Regions from separate parts of the Homo sapiens genome. Here region 2 is linked to region 1. A link is a loop called in an ENCODE intact Hi-C map of the cell type or tissue named here. Cell type or tissue: mesothelial cell of epicardium. All regions are shown on one strand. Each heading gives the region's core, and the rest is flanking DNA. Links, peaks and the distances in the headings are about the cores only. Region 1 overlaps LRP1B (LDL receptor related protein 1B). Region 2 overlaps LRP1B (LDL receptor related protein 1B).

Region 1 (13,343 bases), core at 5,709-8,208:
GTGGAACGAAAGCAAAAATCCAGAATTTGAAGGAGGGGTAACATTACCCTGGAAGGTATGGGGACGAAAGGAGTATTCACGATCTTTTGTCTTTTAGAACAGTCCCTGGAGTCTTCCTCCAGAATGCAAACAACCTGGTGCTGCTGTTTATCTTTTCAATGATGTCTGAAAACAAGGGAACCAATGTGAGCCTGCATCTCATACTGCCTGCGGTACTATGAGTCATAAAGTACTCTATCTTTGACCCAAGTGTATCATATCTTCTTCCAAGATCTAGGAAACTCTGGCAGGCAAGGAAGTTAGCTTGCAAATAGGATAAAATCTCCAAGTTTTCCCAGTGTTTGATATAAACACAAAATAACTAAAGAGACTTCAGTTTAATTATATTCTGGCTTTCCAAATTGGAAATTGAAAATATAGGAATAAAAACAATAATATTGGCATCTAGATGTTTTGTAAACAGTGCTTTCATAGATAGTTTATCAGTGAAGTTCACAAAATATATTAACAATGTATATAATATCCCTCCATGCATCCTCTTGGCACTTAATTCATGTAGAATCTGTGGTGGACAGTTAAATATGGGTTTTGATTTTCCAGATGCTTATAGTATCTCACTTTGAGCAAACTAAATCTTGTTCATCAGACATGCAGAAGAAGCCAAGACATTAATCTATCAAGGCACTTCTCAACCAATGGAGGAAAGAGGTTTGTCATCGTCAATCCACAGATACATCACTGTGACAAGCATCCTTTATGCTCAGAAAGTTCCAGGGAGAATCAAGCCTAAGTTTAGTACAGTTGCCTCAGTAATACTACTTTTCCTTCTTCCTTTGCTCCTCTTCATCCCTCATTCCTGCTTTCTGGTATTACCACACAAATAGACTACCTAAACACAAGTAGTTTTCTCAAGCTCTTCTTTTGGAAACTACCTAATTTAAAACAAAGGAAACAGCTCATTCACAACAAATATGCTTGGGGTATATATTTATAAACTTTTTTTCTGTCAAACAATTGCATATATTTCCAAGAACTAAATAAAGGGTTTACACTATAAGATATAATTTGAGTTAATGGCAATAACGTCATTTTACAGTACAAGATGATTCTACTGACTGATGATCATTTAGACATATGATAATTTGGGAATTTACACTGGATTGCATAAGGAAGATGCCCGGAAAAAGTCAGGATTACAATCTTGGTCTGGTACTGATAGGGTTTGGCTGTGTCCTCACCCAAATCTCATCTTGAATTGTAGCTCCCATAATTCCCATGTGTTGTGGGAGGGACTTGGTGGGAGATACTGAATCATGGGGGTGGTTCTCCCATACTGTTCTTATGGTAGTGAATATATCTCATGAGATCTGATTTTATAAAGGGTTTCCCCTTTTATTTGGCTCGCATTCTCTCGTCTGCTGCCATGTAAGATGTGCCTTCTGCCATAGTTGTGAGGCCTCCCCAGCCATGTGAACTGTGAGTCCACTAAGCCTCTTTTTCTTTATAAATCACCCAGTCTCAGGTATATTTTTATCTGCAGCATGAAAATGAACTAATACAGGTATCAATCCAAAATTTATATCCTGCATGGGTAAACTATACCTCGGACCTATTTAATGTTAAATATTTGGATATATTCTTTAAGACCTTCAAAATTTGACATTATATTACTATTTCTGTGGGTAAATTACATTAGACCTAATAAACAAAATAAGACTTTGAAAAGCATTAACTTACATTGTATTAATAAAATATTGAATTCAATTCTGGTTGTTACATAAATTGGATGACAGAGAATTTAAATATGGGTAAGATAATTATTGCTCTACAAAGAAGCAGAGGTGGAAATGAAAGTTAGAGAGAAGCAAGTCAAAATCTTTCAAAGAAATTAATGATCCCATAATAAATAATCTATTGAAGAGCCGTAAGAACTAAGCGTTCTGTGGAATTTTTTTTTCTTAATTAGTGTCAGGTATAGGGATACAACTTAATCATTATTTGACTCTACGGTAATAAAAAGTTGACTAACATTGGTAAAGGAATTCCCCAATTTTCATCAATGTCCATCAATGGTCACACTAAATAGCCTAAACTGATGAATAAAAAACTAGCAAACATATGCATAACATTCCTTAAATAACAAAGCAATTTCATATGTTACTGTCTATAATTCTCATGACTTCATAAGGAGAATAAATGAATAGATAAAATTGCTTACATTTTACAAATGCTGCTTTTGAATGTTAGAGAAGTGATTTTTCTTACAGTTTCATAAAACAACTAGCAGGGTATCAAATTAGATTCAACCCAAAGTACTCTAACACAAATTCCATTCTTTTTCTCTGTAGTCTTTATGATGATGTCTGTTTTGGGGTGATATTTCTATCTGTGATAGTAACAAACAGATCCTGCTGAAATCCAAATGTGGGGAAGCAGTTTTAAATCCCCCATAGTTCCATTGGACAGAAAATAAACTCTAAAATTTAGAAGATACAGAGTCATTCTAAGAAGGGGTAAGGCAATCAGAAATATAGTAGCAGCTGGTCCAGAATTCCTCTGCTGATTGAAAATTTCTTCTATGTTTTCCTACCTAACTACTAAAGTTACTAACCCTTATTTTTTAATTTATGTTTCACCAACTGTCTTAATGGCCAGGTTTTTAATCATCTTATTCCTCTCTCTAGCTTGCCAAACTGCCTTTGACTTTTCCATCTTAAGAATCCAGCTTCTCAATAAAGCCTAAAAACAGTAATAGGCAATGAAATATCTTCATTGATAGATAGCTCTCGTTTAAAACAAATGTCATTAGGCAGAGAGACTGTGAAATGAACATAAACACCTAGATTAAAAGTAGCCAGAGAGCTCTAGTTGCCAGTATGTTTCAAAAATAATCACAAAATCGGGGAGTTGAAAGAAACTTCAGAAATCATCAGCCAAGAATTAACCAAAGTTACTCAACCACAGAACTGAAAGCCAAATTTTTTGACACAGTCCAGGCCCTTCCCAATATACTAGGTTGCACTTCTAGTTTACCAACTGTCTTATTTTTGTTTATTTATTTATTGGATATATCTGTAAACTCTTTAGAGGTGAAATATTAATAGCAATCATTAAATAACCATATGTATTACAAATACAATAAGGTTACCAATCCCCATGGCATATCAGGATTGCAAGCTAAATTAGCTAATAATTTTACATCATTTATTAGATTTATATTTGTCTCTTAAAAGCTCATGATATCAATAATTTACAAGTGAATTATTCACTTATTATTCTGCTCATTTAGGGAATGCATCATCATCCTCATCCTTATCATCATTCTCAACCATATAATATGAAATTGTGTTACTAATCAGTTAAAGTATAATTGAACCATTAAGGAAATTGGAATAACAATAGCAAAGAGGAAAACAAGCAATTAAAAGTTCTGTGTAATTTTTAGTGTATGAATATGTATGATTAAATTCATACTCAATGAAAAATATACAATTATTTTAGTTGGAAATCCTGGTTAACTCAATGCTAGCTATAACAAGGTTGCAATATTTTCTTAAATGTGAAATGCGCTATTGTAGCTATTAGAATGTTTCCAGTTCAAGTCTTAAGCCATAGCTATTTCCAATAAAGTAAATCTCTTCTATACCTTTTATGTTCACAAGCTCCTTATAATGATGTCCCTTCCATTTACACAGGTAATACCCTAGTGCAAGCAACCTCTACCCATCCTACACTATTGAAAGAGGCTCCCCACTAATCTCCCCATTTCCATTCCTACTTTTGCTTCCTTACCCCACATACGCTATGTTTTACCATAACACCCCTTTCTATCTTTCGAAACTGTAAATCTACCTGAAAAACTCCTCTGTTTAACCCAACCATACCAATGTTCTTCCAGCTTCTCAGATATGCCCTCTCTTTCCTTAAGGTGACAGACTTGCTCCCTCTCCATGCTTCTGCTCTCTACGTTCTCACTTTCCTTCCCATCGTTTTATTGTCTTTTCCTTTAGATAACATCTTAAATGTCCTCTTCTCAGTGAGGCTTTTTCTGACTAACATCTTCTCTCTCATTCTTTTTTTTTTTTTTTTTACATTTTAATATTTACAGGAGCATAATAGGTGTATATATTTAATGGGGTACTTGAGATATTTTGATATAGGCATATAATGCATAACAATCATATCAGAGTAAATGGGGTATCCATCACTTCAAGCATTTATCATTTCTTTATGTTACAAACATTCCATTTATACTCTTAGTTATTTTAAAATATACAATAAGTCATTGTTGACTGTAATCACCCTGGTGTGCTATCAAATACTAGATCCTATGCATTCTATTAAACTATATTTTTATACCCATTAACCATCCCCACTTCCCCCTCCCCACTCTATCATTCTTGACGATAACATATTGTTTATATTCACAGAGCATTGTCATAATTTGTATGTGCAGTTGTCTTCATCTATGAAAATATTTACTGGTTGCAACAGAGTAAAGGATAAATAGCATTCTTTTAATAATTTGTATAAGATGTCTCAATTAAACTCTTTTGATTTAATAACTGGAAAACAATTTTAGAAAAATGTTTTGTTTTTCTGAAATACATTTTTTCTAACAGTGCAGAGTATTAGCAAATTCAATTATAACATAATATATTCATAGAACATGGAACCTCTATACTTCAGAAACACTAATTCTGTAGGTACACACTGAAATCTAGTTGAAACACGTTTACTTAGGAAACTGGTTGTTACTTATTTTTTATTTTTTTATTTTCTAACAGTTGATTAACTTTTAAACTTTTATTACAGTCTTAAATATAAGTTATATAATACAAAAAGCTCCCATAAACCTCTCAATCAAAATCCTCATTTGATATCATTTTACCACTCTTTACTACACTTGTTTTATCATTTCACGCTCAAACACACATAAAATGCAATTTTAATAAAAATATTTAATGTATGGGATGCCTCACAAATATCATCTTTATGCAGGAGACAGAAGAATCTTCTTTGTATCATTCCAGTTTTAGTATATATGTGGCTGAAGTGGCAATTAACATTTTTAATTTTATACAAATATAGTTCCCATTATATTTTCCAATAATCGTGTCTATATAGATTAACCCAAAGAGGAATTGAGAAGATATTCATTAATTGCACATAATAAATAATAACAAAAGTTCTTCATTTCTTCTTTCCAGGCGTGGTATTAAAGTACTTATTAATCAATATAAGATAGTCATCAACTAACCTAACAGGTACTATCTATATATGACCAATGTATAATCATATAGGTGATATATATATCATAAAAGTGATTTACAGGTGATTATAATATATACAATATAATCATCTAGGTGTTAATTCATCTTTACTTTTTAAAAATCTATTTATGTCAGGGATTTTCATCATAGTTTATTTGATGTCTCATATTCGAGAAGTAAAATTAATAGTACTTAAAATCATAATCATTTCAGAAGCTTTAATTCATTTGACTTTTTACAGTGACCATTGATAGAACTATTATGAAGTGAGAAAACTTGGTTTTCAGTGATTAATATATATTTACAATATAGTCAATAAGTGGCTATGCTGGGATTCAAATCTAGGTCTGCTGGCTTTGGAGTACATGCCTATAACTTTGATACAACTACTCTGTGCTAGATGATTCTTGACAAATAATAGAAATAAAAATGAAGATGTATCTATTAAAATGGAAAGTATAGTATAATAGTTTTCAGACAACAAACAAGTTGCTAAAACAGAAGCGATGGGAATCAGGGTATATTAAGAAAACTAAAACAGAAATCTCAAATGGAAAATGACAAAGACTACTTCAGCACATTTTATCCATAAAGTCAAGTGATATGGCATATTTTCATCTGGGTGGGCTAGTCTATGTTTCAGCAATTGCCATTAAAAATAAATGTCTGATTCAGCATCCTATTTTACCAGAAGTTTTCTGACAGCCTGTATCTATTGTAAATGACGTGCATTAAACAGGACTGTTCTCCATCTGCCTGAAAGTGAAGCAGTGGTGTCTATTATAACTAGGTTTTGGGAGAAAATGAGTCTGTTACTTAGAGCAGTGAAGTGCACTGTGCAAGACAGTAAACTATTAAATAATCACACTCAGTCACTACTTGCACTGTGCAAGACAGTAAACTATTAAATAATCACACTCAATCACTACCGAAATTTAAAATCCTGAACCACAAACTTAGAGAGAAAATTTTGCAATTCAGTCTGTCAAAAAAGAAAAGACCATGAAAGAAAAATAATTACAACAACAGTAATAATAATTTCAAGGATGTTTTGCTCCAAAATAGCAACTTACATTTGTATATTTTTATTTTAATTAAATTGCTCCTGTCCAGAAATCTACAATTCTAATCAGGAACCCTAGAGAGAGGTTTTCTGGGTTCAAACCCTGACCTCATTTACTTGGTGAAATGTGTGACATGTAGCAAGTACTTTACTCTTCCCCACTTCAGTCTCCTGTTCTGTAAAATGGGTACAATAAATACCTATCTCATAGGCTTTTGTGAAGATTAGATCAATAATACAAGCAAAGAGCTTACAAAATAACACAGCAGATGGAGTAAATGCAAGCAATAAGGACAAATGTGGTACTCAAGGGTGTTTTTTTTGTCATAAACATTTATTCCTAAGAGCAAAGTTGGTTAGAAGAGATGGGACTGGCCAGGCGCGGTGGCTCAGGCCTATAATCCCAGCATTTTGGGAGGCCAATGTGGGTGAATCACCTGAGGTCAGGAGTTTGAGACCAGCCCAACCGACATGGTGAAACCCTGTCTCTACAAAAAATACAAAAATTAGCTGGGTATAGTGGTGGGCCCCTATAGTCCCAGCTACTTGGGAGGCTGAGGTAGGACAATCACTGGAACCTGGGAGGTGAAGGTTGCAGTGAGCCGAGATCATACCATTGCATTCCAGCCTGGGTGACAAAGCAAGACTCTGTCTCAAAAATAAATAAATAAATAAATAAATAAATAAATAAATAAATAAATAAATAAAGAAGAGATGGGACGTATGTAAGGAATAAGAAAAAACTTCTTCCAATTAGCAACAAGTTTTGGAATTTTGTGTTATCCCCCTAATGTAAAATTACTAGAGGTGTCCCAAAATTCCACCAATGACTTATATCAGAATGTTTTCCATGACAGGTACAGGTAATTGAAGTGAGGAGAATTACACTGTCTGTCATGGATCCTGCACTGCACGATACAGTGACATGAGATACAGAAATTATGAGGGCAATAGCGACAGAATTAAAGTTCCCGTGTAGTAGGGAAGAAAATCTGTCCTTTGTTAAAACAAAAGTTTGAGACTTCATCACTTAATGTATCAAAATGGACAACTGGAAGCAACCAGCCCAATGTCAGTAAGATTTAAACATGGAAATGGAGACAAGATATGAGAACGGGTATACAAAGCAAAAGATATGGCTCTCTCCAGTGCACCTCCCACACCTTAACCAAAAAAAAAAAAAAAAAAAAAGAATAGAATTAAAATCTGCTACTTTTGCTCATGATGTTATTGATAGCTTATTCATGAGGATTTTGTTACCAATTATGCAAATTCTTAATTATAAAGTACCAATATACAGTTTGTAAATATGCCCACATCCTCTCATAGCTGCCACATTGTATACAGCAATGTAATCTCATGGTGTGGGGTTAAATCTTCTCTTCCATAATTGTGCTTTTGAAAATCTCCTATGTTCTTATAAAAAGGCATGAGGACTAAGTTAACCCAATGATCCTGAAGTGACAGGAAATGATAGATATGATAACAAACTCACATAAGTCACTTTTTAATAGACACCTGTCCTTTTTGGGGCAACCAAGCCACCAGTCCTAGAAATGAAAACTGAAGAAGCATTTTGTATTGTGCGAGAGAGTCAGCTAGTCCTTACTTTTGGCTAAAACGTGGCTCTCATGGCTCTACTTTCTCTAATAATCCCCTCGTTGTTTGATTTCTCTCATTCTGGTCTTGTTGCTAGCAAGGTCTCACACGGAACTTTAGCTCTGTGGAGAAAGCATGGTTATGGGGATACTGGTACTTTCTAAAACTATTTCCTTCTTACACTGTGACTTCAGTAGTGAGAAAAAGTGCAGGCAAATAAATCCACTTTTCACTCCGAAAGAAATGGCAATATTTACCCACTTCCTTTTACTTAGCCATTAGAAGCTGTTTTGTATTAAAAATTGAGAGTCAGTATGCCTCTCAAATGCCAGTTTATTAACAAGGGCTGACTAGGCATGGGAAAATAGAAACCCTTCATTACAACAATGGTAAGAAATGCATGGGGAGACTTCTTTCTTCTATCCTTTTAAGGTATGCATTCAGGGAAACCACTCAAACACCCTTGAATTATATCCCTGTGGCCTTAAAGAGTTAAGATTACTTTCTAAAGGTGTTGCATTTTCTATTTAGGGAGTGGCTGAGGCAAGAAAGAAACAGGCTCACCTAGAATTCATAGCTCAGTGATTACACAGAGAGCAGAATAAATGTATTTGTGAAATTGGATTGTAACTGAGTGAGAATGTGGAATTTCTGGATGTCACTATAAAGCAGAAAAGATAGTTTTATTCTGAAATTAGTCATCTGTTTCCTGATTGATCCACAATTATAGTCGTGTGCTCCCTCAGTTTCTTTTTTCCCTTCCTTAAAAAATAAATAAATAAAACTAGTAGGCTTTATTTTTTATGGCAGTTTTATGTTTATGGGAAATTGAGTAGATGATATAGGGAATTCCCATATACCTCCTGTCTTCCTCACTGGCAGTTTCTCCTATCATTAAAATCTTGCCTTGGTGTGTTAACACTTGTTACAATTACTGAACCAATGTTGATGCATTATTGTTAACTAAAGTCCATAGATTACATTGCTTCACTCTTTGTGTTGTATAGTTCTGTGGGTTTTGATAAATGCATAGGACATGTACACATCATTGCAGTATCACAGAGAATAGTTTCAGTGCCCTAAAAATTCTCAGTACTCCACCTATTCATCCCTTCCCTCTTCCCCACCCCAGTCCCTGGTAACTGCTAAGTTTTTACTTTCTCTGTAGTTTTCCCTGTCCCAAAATGTCATATATTTAGTTCCTTTAAATTTTTCAGCACCAAATTCTATGTGTCATTTCTATTCATCTTCATGGAGCTGATACAAACTTAGAGCTGTCTCATGTTAAGTTATAAAATTCTCACTTTGCATATTGTCAAGTGCCATTTACCACAGGCTGATACACAGTCTTCTGGATGAATGCTGGAATACTGCAAAACTTCCAAACATCTCATCAGAAAACCTCCCAGCTTCAAGCCGACTCATCGTGGCTGTGGTGTAGCAGCGTAAGAGTGTAGGCTGTGGAGTGACATGGCTTGAGTCTGAATCCTGACTGAAACATTTACTAGCTTTTTTACCATGGGTAGGTAATTGCACCTCTCCAAGCCTCATCTTTAAAAGGGAATGATACTACTCCATACCTCACAAGAAACACTGTGAAGATTGCGTGGATCAATGTGGAAGAAATTCTCTGGATAATGATTGGTCTAAAGTAAACAGTCAGTAACATTGCTCTTCAGATTATTCTCCTCCTTTCTCTCTGGCTGTCTCTTAAAGAAAATGGACCCCATCAGAACTATAAATTCACATTCTGATGCAGCACAAAGTGAAAAGAAAAAAGATAGGTAATGCAAAACTATTTCATTGACTCTACTACTCCAAACACAAAACACTTCGTGTTTAGATAAATGATGGTAGCGTGAAAAGCTGTTCTAGGTTACTTGATATCACATATGAGAAGATGCTCAATGAAATAACTTTTATCATGAAATAGTTCACAAAGCACAGATGAGCTTCCCATGCACTTCATGGGAAGTATTCACCATCAGTTCATCCAGGGCAGGAGGCAGGCCAGGATGCTCCATGTAGTATTGCATTATAACATGGTCTCAGCTGGCCTGTGTGTACTTCTACAACATGAACCGTCAGAATAATCCTTATGACAAAGACATAATGCAATGTTCTTCCCATTTTAAACCTTTAATAAGACCACTTTCCAGAAAATGCTGCAGCTCAGTTACGTTATGAAAAATGCTATTAATTACAGGTATCTGAGGCAAGGAACCGTGATCCTTTATATTTACTCATAATCTTACTGACTAAAATGAATATTCTTATTTCATTTGGGAAAAAAGAGAATTTGCTTTTAATCACAATCATACTTTAGCCTTCAATCCCATAGATTACCGAACAAGTTTTATGAGCTGTTGATATTCACTATCAACAGCTTATTCACTATTTTTATCTTAATGTAATTAATTGTAGTAAAATACACAAAATCTTTCTTTAAATCATGCAATATTCAATTGGCTGATAAATAGAATCTGATATATATATAAGTCTGTGGAAAAATAGACATTATAAAACCAGGAATGACTTAAAATAGATTTTCTCTACTAAGCAACCTGGAATTTATCTATTATGCTCCTTATCCTCTGTGAGTAGTTACCTTTGAATAACAGAAATATACACAGATCCAAAAAGTAAGAGGATCTAAAGAAGGCAGAACTTTCATCCAGTAGTTCTATTTTCTAACTAAAATTTCCCTTATTTCCAATTATCCAAGCCTATGTCTTATTTATTGGGATGTGACTAATGATTCCTAAAGTATTATTCCCTCTGGAATAAATTACAGATTTCTCTTTAAATGTAGTATGCTTTAAAATTAAAAAAAAAAAAACCCACACACTTTATATCCATAGCTTCAATTACTGCTTTGTTGAGGTAAGCATCACCTTCACTGATACTGATGTAGTTGTCACTGCCATCTTTGTCATCATCATCATCACTGCCATTACCATTCTTATCTAGCATTTGCAGGGCTTTGATAAAAAACCTCAAAATATCCATTAGGAAGAATGTAATTTTGTTCTCAAGCAGTGCACATCCCACAGCAAACATTTTCATGACATTAATTCCATACATTTCTCTTCCATCCTCACATAAACCATCTCAGTTTTGCTTTTTCCAACTATTTTTCCTAACATAAACTTGACTATGTTCAGATAGCCATTATTTCCCTCCACAACAAAAGCATACATGACTCAGGAGAAATGGAACCCACCTCCAGATTGTGGGATGAACTCTGATTAATCCAACCCATGCTACACATGGCATTCCCTCAGCAACTATCAGTGCTCTAGGGATGACAAAGCAAACTTATTTAGCTCTTTCAGACTTAAGTGATATAGATTAATAGTCTATATTGTGGGGCTAAGTTTCTCACTTGTTCCTCCTGCATGTCAATAAGGAAACAATTGTCTTCACTTGGTGTGGGTAGGAATCTTATGACCATGAATTAAAAGGGTCATAAGGTTGGGTAAGATAATTAGGATGTAGCTGAGGATAGAACAGAAAAACAGAAAAAAAATGTGGCTCTCTGATGATGTCACTGAAGCACCAACTCAATCAATCTTGACTGCAATTAAGTTTGCTCTTCTCTGTTCTTCCTGCTATGTGAGACAAATTTACTTACCTCTTAAGCCAGTTAAAGATGAGATTCATGTTAGTGTCCAAAGTATTCTAAAATATACTATATTATACTATGTTTACACTATTTCAACTGACTTCTCCTTCTTTTTATTTTAGATAGCATTCTATCTAGAGATAGAATACTTTTCTTTCTCTTCTCTGTCCTCCACTCTCAGATTTATATTATGCAAGCACTACATTTATTCAGAGTATGCTCCAAAAGAAAAAAAAAGATAAATGATAAGCTAATGTGTATTTAAAGTCCAAGACTCCAAATCTGGAAAACAAGATATTCTACGGAATGAGGTGGTAGTAAGATCTTATGAAGCATAAACAAAAGAATAATCATTTGAAAATGAACTTCCTCATGGTGTTTCTAGTCCATCCAGAGAAGAGAGGGCTTATGTTCTAAAAATTATTTGCAGAAATTGCCCCAAGGTAGAGTTGCCTATTATTCCACTCTTTGGACAGCATATAATTTACTTGTGATATGGTTTGGCTCTGTGTCTCCACCCAAATCTCACATGGAATTGCAATCCCTACATGTCAGGGGAGGGGCCTGGTGGAAGGTGATTGGATCATGTGGGCAGATTTCTCCTTTGTTATTCTCATGAAAGTAAGTTTTCATGAGATCTGATGACACTTTCCCCGTTTTTCTCTCTTGCCACCATGTGAAGAAGGTTCTTGCTTTCTCTTCACCTTCTACTATGATTGTAAGTTTCCTGAGGCCTCTCAGACATGACTTCTGTTAAGTCGGAGGAACTATGAGTCAATTAAACCTCTTTGCTTTATCAATTATCCAGGCTTAGGTAGTTCCTCATAGCAGTGTGAGAGTGGACTAACATTAGGATATTGGTACAGGGGCACTGCTACAAAGATATATGAAAATGTGAAAGCAACTTTGAAACTGGGTAACAGTCAGAGGTTGAAACAGTTTAGAGGGCTCAGAGGAATACAGGAAGATGTGGGAAAGACTGGAACTTCCTAGAGACTTATTGAATGGTTTTGAAAGAAAAATGCTTATAACAAAATGGACAATGAACCCCAGGCAGAGGTGGTTTTAGATTGAGATTAGGAACTTACTGGGAACTAGAGTAAAGATCACTCTTGCTATTCTTTAGCAAAGAGACTGGCAGCATTTTGGCCCTGCCCTGGAGATTTGTGGAACTTTAAACTTGAGGGAGATGATTTAGGATATCTGGTGGAAGAAATTTCTAAGCAGCAAAGCATTCAAGATGTGACCTGGCTGTTTCTAAAAGTGTGAGTTTGTATGTGTGAACAATGAGATGATCTGAAAATGGAACTTATATTTAAAAGGGAAACAGAACATAGAAGTTTGAAAAATTTACAGCCTGGGCATGTGATAGAAAAGAAAAATCCATTTTCTGGGGAGAAATGCAAGGCAGCTACAAAACTTTGCATAAGTAAAGAGGAGCTGAATATTAATAACCAAGACAATGAAGAAAACCCACCACAGGCCTTGAGGCCTATGAGAGAAAAGTGGTTCCACCCAGAGCCCTGCTGCTCTATGCAGCCTTGGGACTTGATGACCTGCATAGCAGCTGCTCCAGCTCCAGCTGTGGCTAAAAGGGGCAAAGGTAAAGTTCACATCATTGCATCAGAGGGTACAAGCCCCAAGCTTCAGTGGCTTCCAGGTTGTGTTGAACCTGCATTCACAGAAGGCAAGAGTTTGGGATCCTCCACTTAGATTTCAGTGGATGTATGAAAACGTTTGGATGTCCAGGCAGAAGTCTGCTGCAGGACTGGAGCCCTCATGG
Region 2 (13,343 bases), core at 5,290-7,789, 93 kb after region 1:
AAGTGGTAGGATGTAGAAAGATTCATCTAGAAGCTGAATATGCAGGAAGATATCTGAGAAACAGTTGTAGAAGAAGTTGAATTTGAGTTGGGACTTAAAAGTATGAGAGTTTGGATAGACAAAATTAATGAGAATGTAGCCTAGGTAAAGAGGACAATATGAGAAAGTAAATAGAAAGACCTGAAAGCATGCAAGAAACACAGGCAACAATAACGAACGCTGCATTGCTAACCTATAATGCTTGATGTAGTTAAAAAAAAAAATGAGAGCGAGACTGGAATTGCTGTTTGGAGCCAGGTCAAGGTGAATTAATTCACGGATTAAGTAGAATTTTCTGTTTAGGCAACAGGAGACATAGCTGGTTATTGAGGACAGTAGTGATACATTCTGACTTGTATTGTTCAAAAGTACCTAACAGTAGAGAGAAAGATAGTAAAGGAAGAAAAGCTATCTAAGTGACTAGGAATGGCAAAATGCTAAATGAAGACTATGAATCTTTGCCTAGAAAGATGGCCAAACACTTGGTGAAAGCATAATGACACTAAATGAGTAGTACTAATAAAATGAATTAAGTACAACAGAAGTACTACGAGTTTGGGAAGAAAATATTGTTTGTCTTTGATTATGTTTAGCTTAAAATATTGACAACATAATAGCCAGGGAGAAAGTGAGAATTTGGGTCTATCTTTGAAGAGAAGTCTGTAGTGGAGATATCAATTTGGAAGTCACAAGCATAAAGTCGGTCATTGAAACCTAAAAAGTAAAGAAGCATTCCCTTAAGAAGAATACTTGGGTTACAAATAAAAACACCCGTAGAACCTCTTCATGTGAAAATCAAAGAGAAGAGGTATCAGCGATAAGAACTACCACCAAGAAAAACTGCAAAATAATAAAGTACATAAGTGAAGAACCTAGAAAGTCTCACAAAACCTAAGGAAGAAGAGTAGTCTATAGAGGCAAGCAGGGAAATCAATGTTAAATTCATTGAGAAATAAACATGGATGAAGCCTGTAAAGTGCACTAGGCTTCCTAATAGGATCGATTGAGGGTGTTAAAAAGCATTAGAGTGGAGCAGTGAAGACAAAGGTGAATGTAATTAGGGGTTGGAACAGAAAGAGGAAGCAGGAAAGGTTTCTCACAGAAAATAGATTCAGTTATACTATGAAAAGAATGAGGGTAGAGATTTGATCTAATTCATGTAGTCTCTACCTTAATGCAGGTGTATTCACTCAGTGAGTCAAATTTATTATTTTTCCATGTAATCCCTGGAGCCCAGCTGCACCTTTTCACTGTGTCAATCCAAAGTAGAAAATCCAAATACTATGGATCCCATCTTTCTACTCTCTCTACTTGACGTTTCTGGAAGATGGAGAGTGAACACTGAAAAGAGGGGGTTAGTGATATGGAAAGTTGAGGAGAAATACAAAATGCGGGAAAAATTAATCTGAAAGACCAGACCTCAAACATGGTTCTGAGTGTTAGGAGGAGATCTGTTAGTTGAAAATAGCAAAATATAGAAGGTCAAGTTAGCTTTTAGTTTATTAGACTTATCCTGCGTGAGGATTTGTATATGTGCAGAGTGATGACACGAGATGATTAAACAGTTTAGGATATTAGGTGAAATGGTAAATATTGATTCTGCTAACAGATCGTGAAGAACCATGAAGAACTAACAATATGAATACTAAAATTTAAAATTTGGCAGACTGTGAAAGCAATACTAATTATTAGAGTTATCTATTTGAACTGCTTAGCATTTATGCTTAGTTGCATGCAATGCTATAATGACTATAAATATAGTTAAAAGCATATCAGATTAATTTTGTTAGAAAACTTATTTGAGTACAACAAAAAATTTTGTACTTGAATCATTAGTCTTCACCCAGTGACTTTCGTCAAGCATAGCCATTGGCTTATGTAACATTATCATTGGTTTGGAACTTAGACTGAAGTAGGAAGACCACTTGTATCTCAGGGAAGCAAATATGCAAGTGAGAACACAGACATGTAAACACGGTGTCTGATCCATATTCCTCACCATTATAAAATAAAACTATCCTTTTGATTAGAAGAGAGAAGCTGTCGCTGGAAGTGGTGGCTCACACTTATAATCCTAGCACTTTGGGAGGCCAAGGCAGGTGGATCACAAGGTCAAGAGATGGAGACCATTCTGCCCAACATGGTGAATCCCCATCTCTACTAAAAACACAAAAAAGTTAGCTGGGCGTGGTGGTGTGTGCCTGTAGTCCCAGCTACTCGGGAGGTTGAGGCAGGAGAATCGCTTGAACCCAGGAGGCAGAGGATAGTGCCACTGCACTCCAACCTGGCAACAGTTGAGACTCCGCCTCAAAAATAAATAAATAAATAAAAAGAGAGAAGATATCATTTCACAAATCAAATCTAATCCAATTCGTGAAGATTCCCCTGACACAGATCCACTTTGTTCTGTTTTTAAGGTATCTTTTTATGACCTTGATATGATTTGGCTCTGTGTTCCCACCCAAATCTCATGTTGAATTGTAATCCCCAATGTTGGGGTAGAAACCTGGAGGGAGGTGATTGGACTTGGGGGCAGGTTTTTCTCTTGCTGTTCTCATGATAATAAGTGAGTTCTCATGAGATCTGATTGTTTGAAAGTGTGTAGAACTTGCCCCTTCACTCTCTCTTCCTCCTGCTCTGGCCATGTAAGACGTGCCTCCTTTCTTTTTGGCTTCCACCACGATTGTAAGTTTCCTGAGGCCCCCTCAGCCATTCTTCCTGTACAGCCTGCAGAACTGTGAGCCAATTCAACCTTTTTCTTTATAAATTACCCAGTCTCAGGTAGTTCTTTATTGCAATGTGAGAATGGACTAATACAGCCCTTAGCACAGTTGTAAAGGAGGAAAAGTTGCAAAAGAGAGTATTATTAAACTATGAATACACCTTCTCTATCAAATTCAAGGTAACAGTTTACAAGTAATGGGTAGCTTTGAGACATCAAGACTTCTAGGCCATTTGATTTAGAAATAGTCAAAAAATAGATATCTTTGTATTATTAATAAATAGTAAGAGGGAGTCTAAAAGGATAAAAATTAATTCAGAGTAAAACTGAAATTTCTTTCACCACTTATCTTGTTTTCTGAATGGTGGTAGAGTATTGTGTTGAGGCCTTTGTCTCTGCAACAAGAGTGCTTTACCTCCAACTGTTTCAGTAATTTCAGGCTATATGAGTGTGGCAGAGAATATTTAAGTGTGCATCAATCTTGTTTCCTCTTTCTAGGGAAATAAAAAGATGACATTCCCCAGTTGTCTTCCAGTTAGATTGGAACCGTATTTTTGTCTTCTAGCCAATATAACGTAGAGAGTAATTGGTGTGTGCCACTCCTTGACCTGATGCTTACAGCATCCTGACAATCTTCTCCTCTCTGTACACTTGTCAGCCATCTGGGTGCAGGGAATCCAGCAGACTTCTCACCCTTTGGGATGGCACAAGCCCACAATGGAAAGAGCCTGAAACAGCACCTGGGAAGTCAACCACTGATAACCCAACTGGACTGTGATATCAGCGAAAAATTGGATTATTGTTGTATTGAGTCCTTGAGATATCAAGGTTATTTGTTACATATGAGTGATGATGGGTACATGACTAAAGCTCTCATTACATGCTTTGCCTCATCTCTAAAATGGGGATAATAATAGAAACTACCTCATAAGCTTGTTGGGAGTCTTAAATGAGGTAAGTGATACAAAGTTCTTAAAATATTGCTGACACATAGTAACTATTTTTATTATCATAATCATTTTTTATCAGTTTATCATTTAAGCTGAATCATCCATTTAGTATAACAGAATTTCTATTGTTATCCTGCCATATCGTATATACACTATAAGCAATTTGGTGCTGTTTATTTTTACATTAGAAGCGTTTTCTCTTTTATGCTTTTATTTTTGGGTGTGACATGACTCGGTTGTAGTTTTGTCATCTCTTGATGTCTCCTGGAGAAGTTTTTCATTTGTTTGTTTGGTAAGTTCTCTCAAATTTTTCACCTGAAAGCAAAATCTCCAACAGATAGTGAAACACTAATCATAAGAAATAAGGATTTTCTACATTGATCTCTTTGTATCTATAAAATACAAATATCACCCTCGGAAGCAATGTACATCCACATTGAATTTGCTACATAACCATGGGCCAATTTACAATTTAGACAAATAATTTTTATGAAATATACTAATTTGCATAGCTTTTAGGGGCTGTTTTGCTTTGTAACATCATTGGGATTTAGGACACCTTTTCACAAATGTATGCGAGTATATGATTTAGGAAACACATGTAAATAAATCATGCTGACCTTCCTTAGAGTGAAAACAGGACAATAGAGAAAGGTGATTAGAAGTTGGCAGTTTCCAAACATTACGAGTTATTACCAATAGAGGTCTTTTTTCCTCATTAGTTTTGTTTACATAAATAGCTCTAAGCCAAACAACCACTGTTTGCTATCTTTTGTGTATAGCTATCGGATCAACCATTGTATAGTCAATAGCATTATGCTGCTGCCTTTGTGACCTATAGTCAAATAACTCACATTGATCATGTATTGGATTTAGCAAGACAGTGAGAACATGGCTGAGCTATTTTATTTGTATGCTTCCAGGTTATGTTTTGGAGAGTAAATTAGAACTTTTAGAAATTCTTTGGAAATACAGAATGGTATAAGCACCTTTCCATATACATAAATTATCTGCGATATCATTTTACAAAATGGGATGATATTTCATTCTCAATTTTAGTAATAAAATTGCTTCTTAAATTAGGTGTGTGCAAAAATGCCTTTTATCCAACAACTAGAACCATAGTAATGAGGAAAAAATTATTCTTTCCCTATGTGGCACATTAAAAAAACAAGTACCTCACTGTTTTTTATGCTTGAAGATTGAAAAGCTGACACAGCTACTTACCATGCCAGACAGCTCCTCTTGTCAGCAGGACATATGCTTGACATATTTAGAATGGTGATAATTTGTGTCACATCATTCATCCTCTTACCCCTGTTTCTTTGGCCTAGTAAAATGCAGTGTGAGCTGGTTTGCAGAGATCAGGCCGTTGCTTATGACTGCTTACATGAATTTCTTCAGAATTTCCTTGTCTTAGTGCTAGACTACTTACTGGCCTCAAAGTTTCAGTGTGTTCTCTTACAAGAAGATAGAGCAGCGAGGCAATGCTTTTTTATTGCATTTTTTTCTATTTTTGGTATTTTAATGAAGTCCATATTTTAAATTCAGCAAAATTCATTCTTTCTCACGTACAATGCTGCAAGTTTTGATAAATGTGTATTGTTGTCTAACCAATACCATTCATAAGATACAGAACAGGATCATTACCCCAAAATACCCCCTTTGCACCTCTACAGTCAACCCATTGCCCTGCTGACAATTTTGGTGATCACTGATTGGTTTTTATCTCAATGGTTTTGTCTTTTCCAGTATGTCATATAAATGAAATCATCTAGTATTTAGTATTTTGAGTCTGACATCTTTTACTTAGCATAATGTATTTGAGATTCATCTATATTATTGTTAGTATTAGGTAGTTCATCTATATTATTGTTAGTATTAGGTAGTTCTCCCTTTTTGGTTACTGAGTAATAATCCATGGTATAAACATACCTCACTTTGTTCATTCATTTCACAAGTAACACACATTTGAGTTGTTTCCAGTTTGGAGTTACTATGCATTAAGTCTCTATAAATATTTACATACAGATTTTGTGTAAATATAGGTTATTATTTTATTTGGGTAAATATGGGATTTCTGGGTTATGTGGTAAGTGGATGTTTTACTTTATAATAAATTACCAAACTATTTTTCAAAATGGCTGCATTCTTTTATAATCCTACCACCAATATATCAATCTTCCAGCTACTCTACCTTCTTCCCAGCAGTTGGTATTTTCAGCTTTTAATTTAATTTTATTTTTTAGTCATTTGAGTATATATGTAGTGGTAGCTATTGTACAATTATTTTGATTTGCATTTTCTAATTATTATTGATTTTTTCATTGTGCTTATTAGCTAGTCATATATGTTATCTGCAGAGAAATTCTGTTCAATCTTCTGCCGACTGTTATTAGGTTGTTTTCTTATTATTGAGCTCTGAAAGAGAGAGAGCGAGACGGAGTGTGTGTGTGTGTGTGCGTGCATGTGTGAGCGTGTATATGTATTCTGGATACAAGTTTGTTACGAGATATATGATTTGTATATCGTTTCTCCTAGCCTATAGTTTCTCTTTGCATTCTCTTATTACTGCTTTTCAAATAACACAATTTCAAAGAAAAAAATCTTACATTTCATAAAATCAAATCTCAATATATTCTGTCATAAATCCTGCTTCGGGAGTTCTAAGAAATCCATTACTGACTCAATTTAGCCTATACTTCTTCTAGAAATTTTAAGTTTTAGATTTGTAGTTTATTTTTGTTTAATTTCCATAAATGGTAAAATCTATGACTGAAGGTTCATCATTTTGTACACAAATGTTAAATTGTTCCAGTACCATTTAGTGAGATTACTAACATTTCTCTGTTGAATTATCTTTGTACCTTTGTCAAAAATGAATTGACCAAGTATCCATGGGTATATTTTTGTACCCTTATGTTTCGTTAATCTGTATGTCTGTCCTTTCTATAAATTATGCTATTTTGATGACAGCAAATCTTGAAATCTGGTAGCATAAATTTTTATGCCTTGTTCTTTTATATTTTTAGATTCCTTTAGATTCTAGGTCCTTTATATTTCCATGTAAATTTTAGAAATAGCTTTTCAGTTCCTAAAGAATCCTACTAGGATATTAATTGGAATTATGTTAAATTTATAGATTGGGGGATATTGACATCTTAACACTACTGAGCCTTCTAATTAAAAAATATGGTAGGTATATATGCATTTATTTTTAATTTTTTAAATTTTTCATGAGTTCCCTGCATATAGCTCTTCTACATATGTTGTTCAATTTATATCTGTCTCATAGTTTTGATTCTATTTTACATGGTATTATTCACTGTAATTTTCTATTGTCCATTGCTAGCAATCAATCAAATATGATGAATTTATATATATTGAACTTGTATCATGTGACCTTGCTAAACAGAACAAAGAAAACTAAAAAGAAACACATTACAAATATCAAATTAGAAATCTAATGAATTATAAACATCAGCAAGGCAGCAGAAGATATCACTACAGACCCTATAGATTTAAAGGATAATAAAAGAAAACTATGAACAACTCTAGGCCCATATTGACAACTTAGAGGAAATAGAGAAGTTTCTTCAAAGTTACAAACTGCCAAAGCTCATTCAAGAAGAAACATATAATCTGAATATCCCTATATATATAGAAGAATTGAATTTGTGATTTAAAAACTTTCCCACACAAAAATGCTAGGCCTAGGTAGCTTCCCTGAAGATTCTACCAAATGTTTAAGGAAGAAATAAAACTAATTCTGCATAAGCCCTTCTAGAAAACAGAAAGAAAGAAAACATTTTCCAACTAATTTATGAGGCTGGAATTACCCCAATCCACAAATCATATAAATGCATTAAAGAAAAAATATAGAACAACATTCCTTATGAATATAGATGTGAAATTCTTCAAAATTACTAACCACTAAAATCCAGCAATATATAAAAGGATAATATGTCATGGTGATGCCAGGCTGGTTTTGCATTTGAGAATCAATTAATCCAGATCACCCTATCAATCAGTACAGTAAGGGAAAAAAACCCTATCATTTCAATAGATGCCCAAAAAGCGTTTAATAAAAAACAATACCCATTCATTATTTAAAATACAACCCTTGGCAATGTAGTAATAGAGGGGAATTTCTTCAACCTAATGAATGATTTTGCCCTTGAAACACGAACATGTCACAACAGAAGTAGGATAACTTCTCTTACCATTTATATTCAGTAATATATTGAAGTTTGTAACCAGTGCATTAAGGGGCTTTAACAAAGTTTAGGAACACAAATTAGAAAGAATGAAATAAGTAAAACGGTTTCTGTTTGTAAGCAACAGAAACAACAAATGTCTACATACAAAATTGTTTTTAAAACCATCAAAAACCCACCAGAACTAGTAAGCAATTATATTGAAAGTTTATTTAATAAACGTGACTGACAACATTGTCACTTGATAATTTTCATTTTGCATGTTAATATTTCATAAGATTTTACAACTATTTCAAAAAGAAAAAGCAAAATTTTCTATAATTTAGCTGTAATAAGGTGGAAGCTGTGGACCAACCATGTGGTCTGAGAAAATATTCCATGGACTGAGTTGGCGGTATTTAGTTATTCATTATTTTATTTTATTGAGACAGAGTCTTACTCTTGTCATCCAGGCTGGAGTGCAATGGAACCATCTCCCCTCACTGCAACCTTGTCTCCCGGCTTCAAGCAATTCTCCTGCCTCAGCCTCCTGAGTTTCTGGGACCACAAGTGCCCGCCATCACACCCGGATAAATTTTGTATTTTTAGTAGAGATGGGGTTTCACCATGTTGGCCAGGCTGGTGTCGAACTGCTGACCTCAAGTGATCCACCTGCCTTGGCCTCCCGAAGAGCTGGTATTACAGGCATGAGCCACTGCACCCTGCCAAGTGGAGCCTGGAATTTATAAAAGATTGTATATGTTTTTTGGGTTTTGTTTTGTTTTTTAAAGTAATGAGGCCATTTGCTTTTTTCCTAGACTAACTACGTGGCTGTGCCTGGTCAAGCCTTGGGAGGCTGAGGCTATAGAGTTTCATCCATCAACCTTGGAAGAGCTGTCTTGGAGGCAGGCAGGGCCGGAGCCCCAGATATCACTGGACCTGAACCTAGAGCAAGCCTAGGACAGGGCACTGGATAACTTCCCTGTGCTGAGCCGCTGCTCCTGCTAATGCACCTCCATCGGGCACCGAGCCCTTCCCGGAGATGAGAGGGGCCACAAACTCTCTCGAGACTCCCATGTCCAGGAGTCAATGGCTGAAACCACAAACAGGCTCCAGTCACCTCAAGAAGACGCAGATGCTACCAATGGAGGGGTCCAAAGCAGCCTGAGCCAGCGTTAGAGATACCAGCGGCTGCAGAGGTGGAAGGACACACACCCAGGGTGCCCTCTATGTTGCAGGGCACCCTCTACAGTTCAGGCCGCCCAGGAAGATGCTGAAATCCCAGGATTCCATCAGGAAGCAACCAGAAAGGAGAGTAACCCCAGCCTGTCTCCTGGACTGCAGCGCGACCCCCTTCAACTGCTGCCCTGGAAGGAGCCCAAGGCACCCCAGTGGAGGCCCTCATGCTGTCCCTGAGGATTCTGCGCTAGAACTGTACCCTGCATGCATAAGAGCCTTGAGGTCTATGCTGTGGAGATCATTCCTTAATTTGTTCTTTCTACTGAACGTCCTGAACATTTTTCATTTAGAAAAACTCTTCATGTAATGAATAATATGCAATGTGCTAAGGAACTCTTCCTTTAGATCTACTCAAAATTGCTATGTTTCTTCCACTGAAACTGTACACATTCAATAAAGCCTTTCCCTTATTCTCAAAACAAAAAAGTAATGAGATAGATGTGTGTGTGTGTGTACTCGATACATGTATATCTCCCCATCCTTTTTAATAGCTGCATATTGTTCCATTTTATGAATGATGAGTAATTTAATTAACCAATTCTTTGCTGAAACACATTCAGTTTGTATGGTAAATACAGCTATCTGTTAAAAAATATTTGTGCTCTCCCTTGCATACTGCAGAATTGTTTCTGAGAAGTGACTATCCAGCCAGAGACTCTACGTCCTACCTCTCCTTTAGTCGGGTTAGAGCCATAGAACAGGTTCTCACCAATAGAACATGAGTGGAAGTGATATGCATAACTTCTGTGTCAGGGAGAGTAGGAATATGCATGTCTGGCCAGGCGCGGTGGCTCACGCCTGTAATCCCAGCACTTTGGGAGGCCGAGGCAGGCAGATCACAAGGTCAGGAGATCGAGACCATCCTGGCTAACACAGTGAAACCTGGTCCCTACCAAAAATACAAACAATTTGCCGGGGGTGATGGCAGGCGCCTGTAAAACCAGCTATTCAAGAGGCTGAGACAGAAGAATGGCGTGAACCCGGGAGGCAGAGCTTGCAGTGAGCAGAGATTGCGCCACTGTACTCCAGCCTGAGTGATGGAGCGAGACTCTGTTTCAAAAAAAAAAAAAAAAAAAAGAATATGCATATATGCATATTTTCTCCATGCTCATGTTCCCTTCTTCTTGTCTGGAAATTTCAATTTACTTTTATGATTTTCATGCTGTTTTCTCATATATTTCTCTGTAATACAATTCTGATGTATGCCACTAGGTATGCTTTGAAATGTATAAATTAAACAAAAAACCAAAGTAACAATTTTTTTTAAAAAATCTGAGAGTGTACCACATCAATGCTAAGAGAATTTCTCATTTTGTGTTATGCCTGCAAGTTAAGAAATCACTCAGAGAAAGAGCCCCAACCACCTCAACTCATTGGTGAATACTGGATTTAAACAACTGCTTATTTTGAATCTCCATATATAATCATTTTTAGCAACTTAGCAACTTTAGATTCTGATTTATTTAGAAACATTTTATTGTAGATTTTATTACACAGATAATTAAAATATAGCTACAAGGCCATAATCAAATCTGAAGAGAGATTAATTTATTTTACAAATTATAAATAAAATGACTGGTTTATTCATTGACACAATTTGCTAAAAAATAAATGTATAATCTTTAGGTATAAGTTATTACTGGGAATATTGTATGAGGAAAAATGTTTACTTTAGCATAATCTATAAAAAGATATGAGAAGATAACGTAAAGCAAAATATGTTTGTGTGAGGTTCTCTTTTCAGACTAATTATATGAGGACAATGACATTTCATAGACATGGTGTGAGATTTAAACACAGTAATTCAGTAGAAGTACTTAGCTTGGCACATTATAAACACCTTCTGTGGGTTGGCAATTGTATTATTATCATTATAGTCACAACCAAAGGAATTCAGTGATTTTAATTTCCATGTTTTCTTTGAATCAGAGAATAAACTAAGACACAATGGTAGCTCAAAGTGTGCTCCAGACCCTAAAGTAAAAGATATAGTTCTACTTGTGCTATCTCTTACCACAGATATAACTATGGGTGAGTTTCTTAAACTATCTGAGCTTCAGATTCTGATCTAGCAAATATCTTGATATGTTTATATGAATATTAAAAAATATAAGGAGTGAAAATATACTCTATAATTTCTAGAGCATCTCATAAATGCTGAGATATGAGCCAGTACAGAGAAAGATAGGAGAGAAAAAGGTGAGAGTACAAGGTGCATTGGACTGGCAAAGCCAGGGTGTTTGGGATATTACATACCTTGTAGTAGAGTTTTGCATTTGATTTTGCAGTAAGGGTGACATACTAGAGTTATTAATAATAAAATAACCAATATCAGATCTTTGCCTGATTCAATGTATTTAGTTGCTACCAGAGAGAAACTATGCGTGAGGAAAAAATGCAACCAAATTTACCAGAGGGACCTGAGAAAAATACAATTGCCAGTAGAAACTGTGTATACCCAATAAGGGAATTTCTCTGTGCCTTGAGGTAGGAGTGTAAGAAAATGCATATATAATTGAAGAAGGATTATACACATATAACTTCTATGTTACCTAGCTTTTGTGAGAGGAATATAATAGGATGGAGGTAGTAGTAGCAGTTGGGTTAGCGGAGGTTTGGCAACATGAATAATGTAACCTCCTTTGTAAAAGGGGATCCATATTGCTAGCAAAATTTTGATTTTTTCATATTTAGTAAATTAGAAGTACTTGTGACTAAATCTACTTTAAAAGTGAAAAGTCATTTTTCCCCTCATGGGACACATAAATCCCCATATTAGACTCAGACATAGGAGGCAATAACAGCTTTGAGAAGGTATCTCTATGTTCAACATCATGAGATGAACAAAGACAAATGCAAAGCTCCAACACCACGCCTGGCATACATCAGGTCAAAAAATGCCAACTGTGTGTTAAATGTAACAACTGAACATATTCTTCACTTATGCACTTTGCCTAAATCCCAATAAAATTTTAATAAAAATACAAGGTAGAAATCCATAAGGATAAAGAGACTAGGCAGGAAGCTAGAGTAGACAAATGATATCAACAAAAATTTAGAAGCAAAAAAGCAGTACATTAGTGTTAGCTAACTTAGCTACTTAGCTCTTTACATTTCTAATGCAGTAAAATCTAAGCCAGAGGTTGAAGATAATGAGAGAGATGATGGTCAGGGCAGCTATATTCCAACCACAAAGACTGTGCACTAACAACTCCAGGGGACAGTATTAAAATAAATTTTGATATGAATGTCACTCAATGAAATCGTGCAACATGGAGGCTCTTGGAGAAAGGCCAAGAAGGAAATCAATACAAAACCAAAATAATGGAAAGCCTCAGGAATTACAGGTACTTAACACCCCTGAGAATAGTGGAAATGGGAGTGGAATGCGGTGGGAACATAAACTGGAGTATTGGTTGAAATGGGAAGTTACACCTCCTAGATTTTCTCTTTTAACATTTGCAGCAGAATACTGAAGAATTACTCTCTGAAGAGACTGAACTAGATAATTCTAACCAAAAAACAACAGACACAGCCAAAACCCAGGAATATCAAATTACAAATTGGAGAAATACACTCATAGGGTAGAAGCTCTATCCCAGGAACAGATCAAGAATGTACTGGGGTCCAGTTACTCTCATCCAGATCCTTCATAGGGCAGTGATTCCAAGCCAAAAGAGGCAAGCCAAGAAGACCAAAGTCAACCACTCATACTCAGCATGACACTTGTAAAGCAGAGGTATAACTCTAAGAAGAGTGAAGCACTGTCCCAGTCCCCAGCTCCAGAGCCATGATGCAGATGTTTTGCTGAGGGAAATGCAGGGCTTAACAAACAGAGCTAGGTAGCTCACCTTAAGAATATTAACTTTATTGGTAACAGAGCATGGGAAAGCTCAAGCCTAAAGGAACTGTCAAAAACAATGAATATTTTGGTGGTGATCAGTTAGCACAAAGATGGTAGCTTCACAGAAATAGCAAGGTAAAATTCAGGACAGATAAAACCAGACAGAAAAAAATAGCTAAGAGGAACCACTGTGGGTTTAGAACAAAGCTCTAAATCTCCTGAAAAGTAGCAAAGATTTTATTGCATAAGACTATTTTAGAGCAATTTATGCAAAAAAGCATTTTTTTAAACTAATAGAACAATCAGCTGACCGTGCAAGCTATCTGCTAAGTGTAATACCAATAAAGACACAC

What was found. A loop is a pair of places that touch in the nucleus more often than their neighbours do. Peaks named below come from ENCODE experiments on the same cell type or tissue, not always from the same donor. Only the 100,000 strongest peaks of a DNase experiment are listed, where the experiment ranks them.
Region 2: a loop joins it to region 1, with 22 times the contacts of the local background. A loop is called at or near these places in 1 of 110 quality-filtered maps.

The regions. Positions count from the first base shown.
Region 1 is chr2:141,162,295-141,175,637 of GRCh38, forward strand. All of the region lies in intron 7 of LRP1B (LDL receptor related protein 1B), which reads right to left. It also overlaps the pseudogene RNU6-904P. Among named protein-coding and RNA genes, the nearest start is that of MIR7157, 580 kb to the left of the region's middle. RefSeq lists a silencer at 11,073-11,273. In mesothelial cell of epicardium, for the core only: no CTCF peak of the experiment used is centred there; a DNase peak (open chromatin) is centred at 6,751.
Region 2 is chr2:141,256,121-141,269,463 of GRCh38, forward strand. All of the region lies in intron 3 of LRP1B (LDL receptor related protein 1B), which reads right to left. Among named protein-coding and RNA genes, the nearest start is that of MIR7157, 680 kb to the left of the region's middle. In mesothelial cell of epicardium, for the core only: no CTCF peak of the experiment used is centred there; no DNase peak of the experiment used is centred there.